Regions from separate parts of the Homo sapiens genome. Here region 2 is linked to region 1. The links are chromatin contacts, found by Hi-C or POLR2A ChIA-PET in ENCODE. All regions are on one chromosome and are shown on one strand. Each heading gives the region's core, a stretch centred on a gene start or an enhancer-like site at or near the end of the contact. The rest is flanking DNA. Distances are from core to core; before and after follow the strand shown.

The links. Hi-C counts contacts between places; a loop is a spot of excess contacts on that map. ChIA-PET counts read pairs that join two places held with the same protein, here RNA polymerase II (POLR2A). Pooled maps may share reads with other maps.
Region 2: a pooled map shows a loop between it and region 1 (2.0-fold over the local background). The contact joins two enhancer-like sites. A Hi-C loop is called at or near these places in 1 of 50 pooled maps. POLR2A ChIA-PET finds 5 or more read pairs at or near these places in 4 of 52 experiments (BJ, H1, activated T-cell and 1 more).

Annotation. Positions count from the first base shown.
Region 1 is chr12:124,001,466-124,007,698 of GRCh38, reverse strand. All of the region lies in intron 2 of ZNF664-RFLNA (ZNF664-RFLNA readthrough), which reads right to left. All of the region lies in intron 3 of ZNF664 (zinc finger protein 664), which reads right to left. Among named protein-coding and RNA genes, the nearest start is that of ZNF664-RFLNA, 31 kb to the right of the region's middle. RefSeq lists enhancers at 675-734, 955-1,014, 1,035-1,084. Within about 2 kb of position 1,283, at least 7 of the 41 ENCODE cell types and tissues checked have a DNase peak (open chromatin) inside an H3K27ac peak, as active enhancers do.
Region 2 is chr12:124,542,927-124,548,658 of GRCh38, reverse strand. The region is part of intron 1 of NCOR2 (nuclear receptor corepressor 2); the gene reads left to right. Among named protein-coding and RNA genes, the nearest start is that of NCOR2, 22 kb to the left of the region's middle. RefSeq lists enhancers at 4,085-4,619, 5,688-5,732. Within about 2 kb of position 2,983, at least 7 of the 41 ENCODE cell types and tissues checked have a DNase peak (open chromatin) inside an H3K27ac peak, as active enhancers do.

The DNA.
Region 1 (6,233 bases), core at 34-2,533:
AATCTGTGAATGCTAAGATATTCCTTTCCTGCTCTTCTGGCAATGGCAAACTAATCCCAGGACCACCGCATAGAGGGGCAACTGTGACTGAAACGAATATAATCCCCGAAACGGCTCTCATTTCCCCAGTCAATCCTGAGCACAGGAGAATGAACACAGGAAGAGGCCTCTGGACAGCAGGCAAAGGCAGTGGCTGCAGGCGAAGGCAGTGGCTGCAGGGCAGCGACAAGCAAAAGACAAAGGCAGCAGCACTGCGCTCTGCTCTTTTGCCTGGCAAGCTAACCCCAGCAGGGGTGTCTTCCAGAGCCCCCTCCAGGAATCAAGCTGCCAGGGTTAGGGTACTCCGCCAGCCTAGCCTCAGGAGAGTCCAACTCTGCTCAGAAGGGCAACAGTTCAATACCAAGGTCCCTGACAGGGGAGTCCAACATGACCTCCCACTAGAGTTCTTCTTCAGGCATCAGGCACTGCCATTCCTTCCAGATAAAATTCTCAGACCTGTCTGTAAGTCTCACTGCACGGTGGGGGGATGAGAGGGGTTAAGGTGCATTCTGTAGGAAAAAGAAAGATAAAAGAAACTCCGGCAAATTTTCCACGTGACCAACCAAAGAACAGAAAGGCCAACACACAGCAAGGATCTCCAGTACAGACTCGCCTAACACAGCCCCCACCCAACTCTTCCACACAGATAGAGGCAGCTGTAAATCCAGAGGCAGATACAGGTTATGGAACCCCACAGAGCTCACAGATCCTGAACACACCACGTTCCCAAGGCTATCTCTCACTCCAGACTCCCCCTTATGTCTCAAAATCAACGTCCTACTGGGGCTTTCAAGGGGACATCCCACATGACTGCAAGTCCCTCTTTCTGACCTGAGGAGGAAGGCTGCCAAGGACAAACTCAGAGCCTGCACCTGCAAGCTCAGGAACGCCCCCAGCATCCTGTGCACTCGACTCACACTGGAGGAGAACTCAAACAACAAAATGACAGTGCAGTTGAAAACCAAGAAAACGAAAGCTTAAAATTTAGCCCATCTACCTCAAATCCTCACCTTTCATGAAAAGGAGCCTTTCCTCTCTCCCTGTAGTTTGTGATACCACAGAATACTGAATCAGTACTAATATTTCAGTACAATTAAAATTGAGGGCAACTAGCTAATAAAGAACTGATGCTAAGATTCAAGGAAGTCAAAAACTGAGTCTTAAATACAAGAACCATATCCTGAGAGAACACGTGCTCTGGGTCACGGCATAAGAAAGGGGAACCTGAAGACGGGGGTACAGGACTAACAGGCTGGGAGAATGAAGCTGGTTTCCCTTGAAGGCTGTTCAGACCAAAAGTTCCTCACTCTAGCGGCAGAAGAGGCGAACCCGCTGCATGAAGGGGAGACTACCACTCCAGCATAGGGCCGAGGCTGCAGGAGTTGGTTGCAGCAGCCCTAATGGGATGACCAGAGCATCAGAGGAATGCCAACTATTTACATGGAGGTAGAGGTTGGTAAGCTACAATCGATGTTCCACAAAGTGGACTATGAACTGGATTATATTCAACACAGGCTGGATATGAAATAAAGACTAATCACCTTGACTGGGCAGGAGAGAAAAATCCAGTTACACTCCTAAAGGAATTAGCAGCCATTCAGCCTTGACATCAGATTATGTCCACAGTGTTCAGCCAGCAGATGCCGACTACTAAGCAGGAGGCCAAGTGCCTCGTCTGTGTTGCTCTGCGCAAGGCTATGACCTCCGTGCAAGAACTGCAGAGGCACAGGGACCCAGCTGTCACCACCAACTGAGGAAGAGAATAGCGCCGCCCAGCAACTAACATCCCACTGCCAGGCTGGTGAAGAAAAGAGTACGCAGAAGGGCACACTGGTGCAGAGCCCAGTACCAGGGAGGTATAGGACAATGTCTTACTAGCACTTGGGGCTGGCATGGAGACAGCTTGTTGTAGGGATGGGCCAGTGATGCCTTTAGAAAGACGGGGGATGTGAGATGGAGGGCAGATGCTGTATGAATGAAGAACATTCCCAAGAGAAGGGAACAGCAAAGAGGGAACTTTAAAATGTATTCCCACTTAATCTTGGAACTTCAGGCCAACATGTCACCTAACACTACTTTGCATCTGTTTTCTTTTTATATAATGAGGATAATACAGACATGCTGGCCTATCTCTCACACACACACACACACACACACACACACACACACACACACATTCTATAAATTATCATCCAGTCAAAATGTGAAGTAACAAACTTTGGAAACTAAAAGATAGACAACTGTATTATATATTTACATTGTTTTCAAAAATGCTGACTGCATGTTATGGTAAGACTGCCAGCACCGAGTATGTGACCTGTGGTCATTCAACAAAACCCAACTCAAGTAATAAACTGGCTTCTTGTGTGAACAAAAAAGTAGAGAGGGTAGACAAAATAAGAACAGCAAAAAGCTCACGGTTTCTTAACCTGGGTTCAACTCGTGTGGTGACAGGCCCATAGGAGTACATTTTGTTTTTTTCTCTACTTTTGAGTTCATTTGAAATTTTCCATAATAAAATGGAAGCCAGGAAGCCTTTGCTTAGAACAGTGGTCCCCAACCTTTTTGGCAGCAGGGACCAGTTTTGTGGAAGACAATTTTTCCACAGACTGGGGGCAGGGGTGATGGTTTTTGGGATGATTCAAGTGCATTACACTTAAATTGTGCACTTTATTTCTATTATTATTACATTGTAATATATAATGAAATAATTATACAACTTACCATAATGTAGAATCAGTGGGAGCCCTGAGCTTGTTTTCCTGCAACTAGGTGGTCCCATCTGGAGGTGTTGGGAGACAGTAACAGATCATCAGGCATTAGATTCGCATAAGGAGCGTGCAACCTAGATCCCTTGCGTGTACAGTTTACAACAGGGTTCACGCCCCTACGAGAATCTAATGCCGCCGCTGATCTGAAAGGAGGTGGAGCTCAGGAGGTAATGCAAGCAATGGGGAGCAGCTATAAATAGATGAAGCTTCACTGGCTTTCTTCCCACCACTCACCTCATGCTGTGTGGCCTTGGTTCCTAACAGGCCATGGACTGGTACCCATCTGTGGCCCACAGGTTGGGGACCCCTGGCTTAGAAAATCCCTGTATGACAATCTAAAGCCGTAAGAAAGAATACAACAGTGTTCTAAATTACAAAGCTAAATAAACATTGCCTCCGCCTCCACTGACAACACCAACCTATGCAAGTCCAGAAGTCTGTAAGCAATCTGTCCATCTTGAGTGAAACTCTAGCCTTTAACCAAAACATCCTGTTCCAGCTTTCTGCTCTGTTAATCCTATGGAACCTTTTCTTTGCTCCCTCAGGACCTCCAGTCCTCTTTCAATCTTTGTCCTACTAATGTGGCCCTGTTTGTCTTTACTTCCTGGCTTCCATGCTGGCTTGGGTTCCTTATGCCCTCCCTCCACCCAGGTTCACCTCTCTCTTCTGTCATCATCACTGTTTCCATGGCCACACTCTAGCTCTATCACCCCCAGAAACTGTGCTCCCTCCCAAATCTGTGTTAAGCAACCCATTCTTGGACACCGGGTGCTCCCTCCCCTTCCAGTTAACTGGCTCCAGGAACTTCATGCAGTAGGCTTGCACCCAGTGGCCTGACCCTTTGTTCCCTGTCTGTTGTCCACAGCTTCTCTCTGCGCTCACCAGAACTCTCTGGCCCCACCTACTCTCAGTGACACCGCACCTTATTCAAACCCAACTCTCCATCTATCCATACACGCACCCAAGTGGCTGAATAATGCCAGGTTTATTTAACTCACGACCACACATCTCAAATGGGCACTGGAGTGCCCCTAAATTCCTCCAAAAGTCTTCAGTACACACATTTTCCCAATACTTTAAATTGCTACTTCATCATTCTCCTTTCTCTTCAAATCTCCCATCTTCCCTCTGACTCCCTCACTCGTGGCTGATAACCTGCCAAGAGCCTGTTTCTGATTAAGAAAATAGAAGCAGGCTGGGCGCATTGGCTCACGCTTGTAATCCCGTCACTTTGGGAGGCCAAGGCAGGTGGATCATGACATCAGGTGTTCGAGACCAGCCTGACCAACATGGTGAAACCCCGTCTCTACTAAAAATACAAAAATTAGCTGGGCATGGTGGCACGCACCTGTAATCCCAGCTACTCCAGAGGCTGAGGCAGGAGAATCGCTTGAACCTGGGAGACAGAGGTTGCAATGAGCTGAGATCGTGCCACTGCACTCCAGCCTGGGCGACAGAGCAAGACTCTGTCTCAAAAAAAAAAAAAAAAAGATGCAATTAGATGGCAAGCCCTTCATTTTCCTACTGCAAATCCACTAGGCCACCTGCATTCACACCTTCTACTCCAACAGGGGGTGCCCTGTTCCTAGGAAAGACCAGCCCTTCCACTTGTGCCCATGAGTGCACTTCCTGGGCCTTCTCCAAATGGAATCCTGTAAGTACTCCCTCTCATTGCCACTGTCAATTCCATCCTAGCTATAGGTCCATTCTCATACAAACATGTTCTAGTATCTTCCTTCTTAAAATTGTTTTGGATACCACAGCCCCACCCCTGCAGGCGGGTTTCTTTCCCAACATGCCACTGAAAACATGTTTCTTTCCCAACATGTCCTGCCTCTGTCAGGACAGGGCCCCAAGACAGGGCTGGAAACACCTGCTTTCTTAGCTGGCCCGTCCCTGCCCCTCACTAGCCACTCCTTGTTCCTTTTACTGCTGACCTCTCTTCTGTTCAACTTCTAAATCCTGGGGTGCTTCAGGGCTCCTGCTTGGGACCATTTCTTTTCTGAATCTATACCCTCTAAGTAATCTCACCAGTCACGTGATCTAAAATACTCTTTAGATGTTGGCTCCCATTTTTATCTCTAGCCCTGGACTGCTCCATAATCTCTGCTGAAAGGCACTACAACCACATTTCCAAACCAAATCTCCCCTCAAACTGTTCCTTCCTCATTCTTCCCCATCTCTGTCAAGCACACCAACATCCATCCAGATGCATTGTCCTTAATTCTGCTTTCCTCCAGCCCCACCAGTGCAAATCACTGCACACTCTACCTCCTCTCCACAACATAACCCAGCCCTGCCCTTGCATCTCTCCATGGCCACTACAAGCTCCACCCTATCCAGGCCACGGTCACCTCCTGCCTGCACTATTTCAACAGCCTCTCAACCACAGGTCTCTCTGGCTTTCATTCTTGCTCCTCCACAACTGGACCTCTACCAGTAGTCACCCTTATCTTTTAAAAATGTAAGTTAGAGAACGTCACTGCCCTGCTTAATCCTTCCATTGCTCTTTAGAACACACATCCTCTCACTGGCTCACAAGCTGGAGGTGGCCCAGCCACCGCCTCCTTCCAACCTCACCTCCTGCACTCTCTGCAAACCACACACCAGCCTCCCTCATCTCCTTTCTAGTCTTCAAGCTTGCCAGCCTCATGTGCCCTCAGTACCTTCACATGAGCCCCCTGCCCAGTTTCTTCCTGGTCCTCAGGGAGCTGGCATCTGCTCAACACCCAGGCCTCAGCACATGCGTTGTCTTCCTAGAAAGCGGCTCCCGGGCTTGTCAGTTTCAGCTGACTTACCTCTCTGCCCTCACACCTTTCTGACCACCTCTTTCTGCTTAATTTAACTTTTGTACAGAACATTACCACTTACTGCCTGGAATTATTGTGCTCATTTTTGCACATGCTTCCTTTGTTGTGCTCCTCTCCCTGCTCTCTTGAATGCAAGCTCCTTGATCAGCAGAAACTGCAGAGAATTTATGAAATTTGTGAATCTCTAAAACTCCTTCATCTCTTTGTCTTCCAAAGTCATTCAAGCACCAAATGTTTACTGAGTGTCTAACCTATGTCAGCTTCTGTGCCTTCAGCAGTGCAGAATCATAGCCAGTCCCTTTCCGAGTGCAAGCTGCAGTCTAGTGGGGAGACAATGTTCATCAAGGTGTCCACAAAGAAATGTCAAATAAATCTATGTGAAATGCTCCAAAGCAGCCCTGCACAGTGCTCTGAGCACCTCAGGCTGGGCTGGAAGTGAGGCTGACCTGGTCAGGGGTCAGAGGTCAGGGGAGACCACTTTGAACTGATGGCTGACCTCAGATCTAGAGGAGGCCTCTGCAGGGTGAAGAGAAGATACATGACCCGAGGGAAAGGCATGCGTGGAGGACCATGGTGAGGGGCAGGAGGCAAGCACGGGACAGAACAGGGCCAG
Region 2 (5,732 bases), core at 1,734-4,233, 540 kb before region 1:
GCACAGAAAAAAATAACAGGAACAGTAAAGATAATATGCTGTTATTGTGAGATGGAATAATAATAAACAGTAACTATGTTTGGGGGGGAACAGCATTGCCATCGAGACCCTCTGTTTTCATATCAATAATAATGACAAAAAGAAAAGAATGGCAGACCAGGCACCATGATGGACCCCCACTCTGTCGCCGTCTGGCTTGGACGACTGCAGTAGCCTCTTCGGGGTCCCCAGTCCACTCTGGTCACACCTGTCTGGTCTCTGAGTTGCAGCCAGAGGGATCCCATCAGAAGGTCCATGAGACTCTGGCCCCACACTCTCCATTCTCTTCCCACTGCTCTGAGAATAAATTCAGAGGCCACCCGGGAGCTCCTCAGCCCTCACCGACCGCATCTGCCTCTGGGCCTTCGCGTTTGTTGTTCCCCCCACCTGGAATGCTGTTCCCTGCATATTGACACAGCTGGCTCCTTGCTGCCATTCAGGTCCCAGCTCAGTGCACGTTTAGGAGGCCTGATGTGATGTGGAGGAGAGTTAGAGTGGAGGAGAGGTCCCATAGGAGGGGACCTGCCCGGCCTGGGGCACCCCAGGCCCCTCTCTCCCACCAGCTGGCTCCTTCACCAGATTCCACATCATCATAGTTCTTATGGTTATTTTATAACCTTACAAGTTTTAGAATTATATCTCATTCTGTATGTGTATTTATATATATGTTGTTATATATATGAATATGTATTCTTTATAACACACTTTTCTCATATAAAAATATATGATTGGTCTCTCCATACAATGGAATATTATTCAGCCATGAAAAGGAATGAAGTACGGATGCATGCTACACTGCGGGTGAACCTTGAAACCATGATGCTGAGTGAAAGAAGCCAGACACACAAGGCCACATAGTGTACGATTCCACTTTCATGAAATGCCCAGAACAGGCAAACCCATGGAGACAGAAAGCAGATTGGTGGTTGCCAGAGGCTGGAAGGAGGGGACCTGGGGAGAACCTACTCCATGTTGATGGGGTCTCCTTTTAGAGTGATGAAAATGTTTTGGAATTAGATAGAGGTGATGGTCGCACAGCACTGGGAATGTCCTAAATGTCAGAGCTGCCTACTTTATAGTGGTTAATTTTATGTAATGTGAATTTCTTCTCCATTTGAAAAATGTGGGAACTAAAAAAATGGAGTAGTCCCCCCTTAATCTTGGGGGATATATTCTAAGACCCCCAGTGGATGCCTGAAGCTGCAGACAGTATGGAACCCTATATACACTCCATCTTTTCCTACACATACAGACCTATGACAAGGTTTTCTTTACAAATTAGGCACAGTGAGAGATTAACAACCATAACTAATAATAAAATAGGACAGGCCAGGTGTGGTGGCTCATGCCTGTAACCCCAGCACTTCGGGAAGCCAAGGTGGGTGGATCTCTTGAGGCCAGGAGTTCGAGACCAGCCTGGCCAACATGGTGAAACCCCGTCTCTACTAAAAATACAACAAAATGTAGCCAGTCGTGGTGGCGAGTGCCTGTAATCCCAGTTACTCAGGAGGGTGAGGCAGGAGAATCACTTGAACTTGGGAGGTCGAGGTTGCAGTGAGCCGAGATTGCACCATTGCACTCCAGCCTGGGCGACAGAGCGAGACTCCATCTCAAAAAAAATAAAAATAAATAAAATATTATAAAAAGACAATGTTAACGGTATGCTAGCATCACTACTCTTGTGCTTTGGGGCCATTGTTCAGTCAGATAAGGGCTACTTGAATACAGGCACTGCTCTACCATCACAGTTGATCTGATTCCCGGGATGGACACTCACAGGCAGGACCGTCTGCAGAGTGGGTCCTCCCGGGCAGAGGGAGGGGTCATGTCCTGGGCTGGACAGGACGCGACGGTGCAAGATCTCATCATGCTACTTAGAACAGCGTGCAATTTAAAACTTAGGAATTGGCTGGGCGCGGTGGCTCATGCCTGTAACCCCAGCACTTTGAAAGGCCAAGGTGGGTGGATCTCGAGGCCAGGAGTTTGAGACCAGCCTGGCCAACATGGTGAAACCCTGACTATACTAAAAATACAAAAATTAGCTGAGCGTGATGGCAGACGCCTGTAATCCCAGATACTCAGGAGGCTGAGGCAGGATAATCACTTGAACCCAGGAGGTGGAGGCGGAGGCTGCAGTGAGCTGAGGTCACACCACTGCACTCCAGCCTGTATAACAGAGTGAGAAAAACAAAACAAAACAAAAACCCAAAACCCAAAAACTTACGAATTGTTTATTTGTGGAATTTTCCGTTTGTTTTCAGACCACCATACTGAAACTGTGGAAAGCTGCCGTGGCTAAGCAGGAACTGCTGTACATATTTATTAAGCCCTTACTGTATGCTGGGCATTCACTCTTACTGTAGGCAGGCATTCGCTCACTGAGCCTCTGAGTCAGCCCTGTGAGCTGAGTTTCTATTTTACGGCGAGGAAACAGGCAGGCTCGGAAGGGTTAAGCCACGTGCCCAGGGTCACAGAGCTAGAAAGCAGTGCAGCTAGGTTTTGAACCCGGGTCTCAGACCCTATCCTGAGATCACGAGACCTGTGCTCTGTGGCCTTGCTGCAGGCTGAGCCCTGCAGGGAGCAGAAACAGCCTGTGCCTGGGATGGGTCTCTCCTGCCTGTCTATGCTTCACCTATGCATACCCCTGAACTGCTGCCCCAGGTAATGTGTGGCTTTGCATGTGTCCTGGGTGACACGGAGACTCTGAGGTGGGGCCAGTTCACAGCTCTGCCTGTGTGCATGGAACTTTGCTCATCTGCCGGGCCCAGAGAGGGTCCCCAGGCTGAAAGGCTGTTCCACGCCACTCGTCCCCCACCCCCACCCTCACCCTGACCACAGAAGCAAGAACTTCCCAGCACGGGGCGGCGCAGGGAAGCAGCGTGGCTCACTCTGTGGAGTATGTGGGGCCACTGGGCTGTTTCAGTTTCTGCTGCGTTTCTTGCTCTGACTCAGGGCCCTGACCCCAGCCGGGCCACTTGGGCTTCTGAACGCCTGCTGGGCTGAGCTGAGCTCACCGGTACATGAGAAAGATCCCGGGCTGAGCTGCCCTTGCCTGGCGTCTTTGGGCCTTGGTTTTCCCATCTGTGTGGTGGGGGCTTCGAGGGTCCCCGTGTGTCGGTGGGTTGGTGTGGAGGGATTGGGTGTGGACACCAGGGGCTGAAAGCTGATGGGGACCCATGGGGAAACCTGTGCCTCGGACCCCTCCAGACCAGAGGCTCCTGCAGAGCCCTGCCCATGGAAGATCTGGGTCAGGGGCTGCCTTGTCTCTGGGTGCTTCTGTTGTCACTGGCCTCTGGCCCCAGCCTGGTGGTCACCAAAGCCTATGTTTCCCCTGGGCCTGCTGCGGAGGTGGGAGGCAGGGAAGGTGGGCTCTTATCCAGTCCTCTCATCGTGGCCCTCCGAGACTCTGCTCCCTCCCCCTGGGCCCCGCTTCTGGGTGTTCGAGGTGCTGGGGACATTGGTGTCTCAGTAGGGTTGCAGGCTGGCAAGGGGCCCTGGGGAGGTGGCCTGGTGAACCCCGATGGTGAGCTTCAACTGAGCACTGCTGGGTGCCAGGTTGTAAATTTCTCTTCAGAGTAGCCCCTGGCATCATCCCCGTTTTACAGATGGGCACACTGAGGTTCCGAGAAGCAAGGCACCTTCCTCAGGCTTTAAAAAATGACAGCACTAGGGCTGGAGCGGGAGCCAGCCTGATTTTAGCCACCTAATATAATTGCCTCCGTTTCACCGAGAGGAAACTGCCTCTGCGAAGTTGAGCAGCACACACAGGGGTCGCAGTCTCCTGCCAAGATGAGATGGCTCAGGGATTTGATCTGGGTCTCAGGCCCATTTGGGGCCCACCGGGGACTCTGTATGTCAGCCCCACTTGTGCCTGGCTGTCCCCTCCTGTGTGTGGGCACCGGCTGAATGGTGGAAGCAGGTCCCTCCTGGGAGCAGGTCACGGGTGCTGGGGCTGCATCCCTGACCTACCCTGGGCCCGGGCGGGTGTGGAGGCAGAGGAGGATGTCCTGGGGGTTTGAGTGGGGGCGGAGCCTGCTTGTGAGGTGGAAGGTGGGGCAACTGAATCAGTGTGGGCCACCCTCCCACCCTGAATATCCCCAGGCCCTCGTGACAAATCTCTTTCACCATCTCTTGACCCAGCAATTAATTGCTTCTGGCGGATGGTGCCCCCGCCCTCCAGGGAGCTTCTAAAGGCCAGACCCTGCTCCTGGGCGGGCAGCCCGGGGCAGAGGCTGGGGAGAGTCTGCAGTGGTTTTTCTGTTCAGCTGCAGATTCAGGGGTCCCCAGGCCAGGCAGCCTCTCTGGGAGAAGCCAGCAGCTGACATTTTGGGGTACTTGCTCTGCCTATCTGTGGGGCTAAACCTGAGTTCATCTACAGCATACTGTGAGGCAGGTGTTGTGATGTTCCTCTTTTACAGACAGGGTCACTGCGGGGCATAGAGAGGTTTCCCGAAGCTTCCATCTCATCCAGCAGTCTCCAGTGCACCCTTTCCATTCATCTCCCTCCCCGCTGGGGCTCCCCGGGCAGGGGGTGCCGGGCAGAGGCGGCGTCGCTGGTGCTGACTGACGCTGAGTGTGGATCCCAGTCCTGGGAACTCTCTGGGAGGGCTTTCTTGCCTCACTGCCTCCATCTGCACAGGGGGAGGATGTGGGGCGGTTGTTAAGAATTAAACGAGTTAATCATCGTAAGGGGCTTAGCATTGTGCGGAGGCAGCGAAACCCTGAGCTTCAGGCACCGAGGGGCTGTCGGTGCCTGTGAGGGTGAGGGGGCTGGACAGACAGGTGGACGGACAGCTGGCCTTTCCGTGCTGCCGCGTGGGGCCTCCGCGGCCTCCCGGCCTGGGCTGCGCTCCCTGCCCTGTCGTGGCCCGTGCTTGGCCATGAGCCAGGCTGCTGCCACCCCGACAGAGCCCGCGTCCCCCTTCCCTCCCAAAAGCGGTCGATACCCCGGCTCCTTCCTGGCCTCTAATTGCTCCTGCCGGCTGCTGTCTCTGATGGCGGCCCCACACCCCGCAGCGAGGAGAGGGGCGGCGAGGTTTCTGGGAAGCCTAGTCCCTGCTAAATCCACGGCGCTGTCGGGGTGGAGAATGGAGTGGCCGAGGGCAGAGGGTCAGATGCTCGGGGTCCCGTCTCCCCGCCCCTCACTGGCTGTGTGACCTGGGGCAGGTAACCCCGTGTGGGTCTGTTTCCCCACCCCTGAAACAGGGTCCGGACAGTGGAGATGCACGTGGCCTGGCAGGAAGTGAGGGCTGTTATTATTGTGATGATCGTTGTCATGGTTTTTTGCAGCGGCTCCTCCCCAGTCGCTATGCCCGGTGTCAGTGCAGCCTTCCTTGTTGGGAGCAGACAGGTGGCCCTGGGGCTGGGGCGCGTTCCTGGGCAGGGCACGGGGTTGCTCCTCAGTCCCCCTCTGGACGGGGCTGCGGCCCATCCCCACCTCCCTACTGATCCCATTGCAGGCCCTGATCACTCACATCCATGCTGCCAGCCCCCTTGGCCTTGGTCTGGTGGCCCTTGCCCTAGCTGGTGGAGGAGGGATGGGAGGGAGAGAGGCTGTGACCCCCATCTTCGCCCACCCACCCGCCCTTGGCTGTTGCAGTCCAGTGGGGACTGAGACCTTGGTGAACTCTGGGTGGCTGCCTCTGCAGATTCCAGGAGGGCTGGCACGGGGCAGGCTGCCTCAGCTGTCCCTG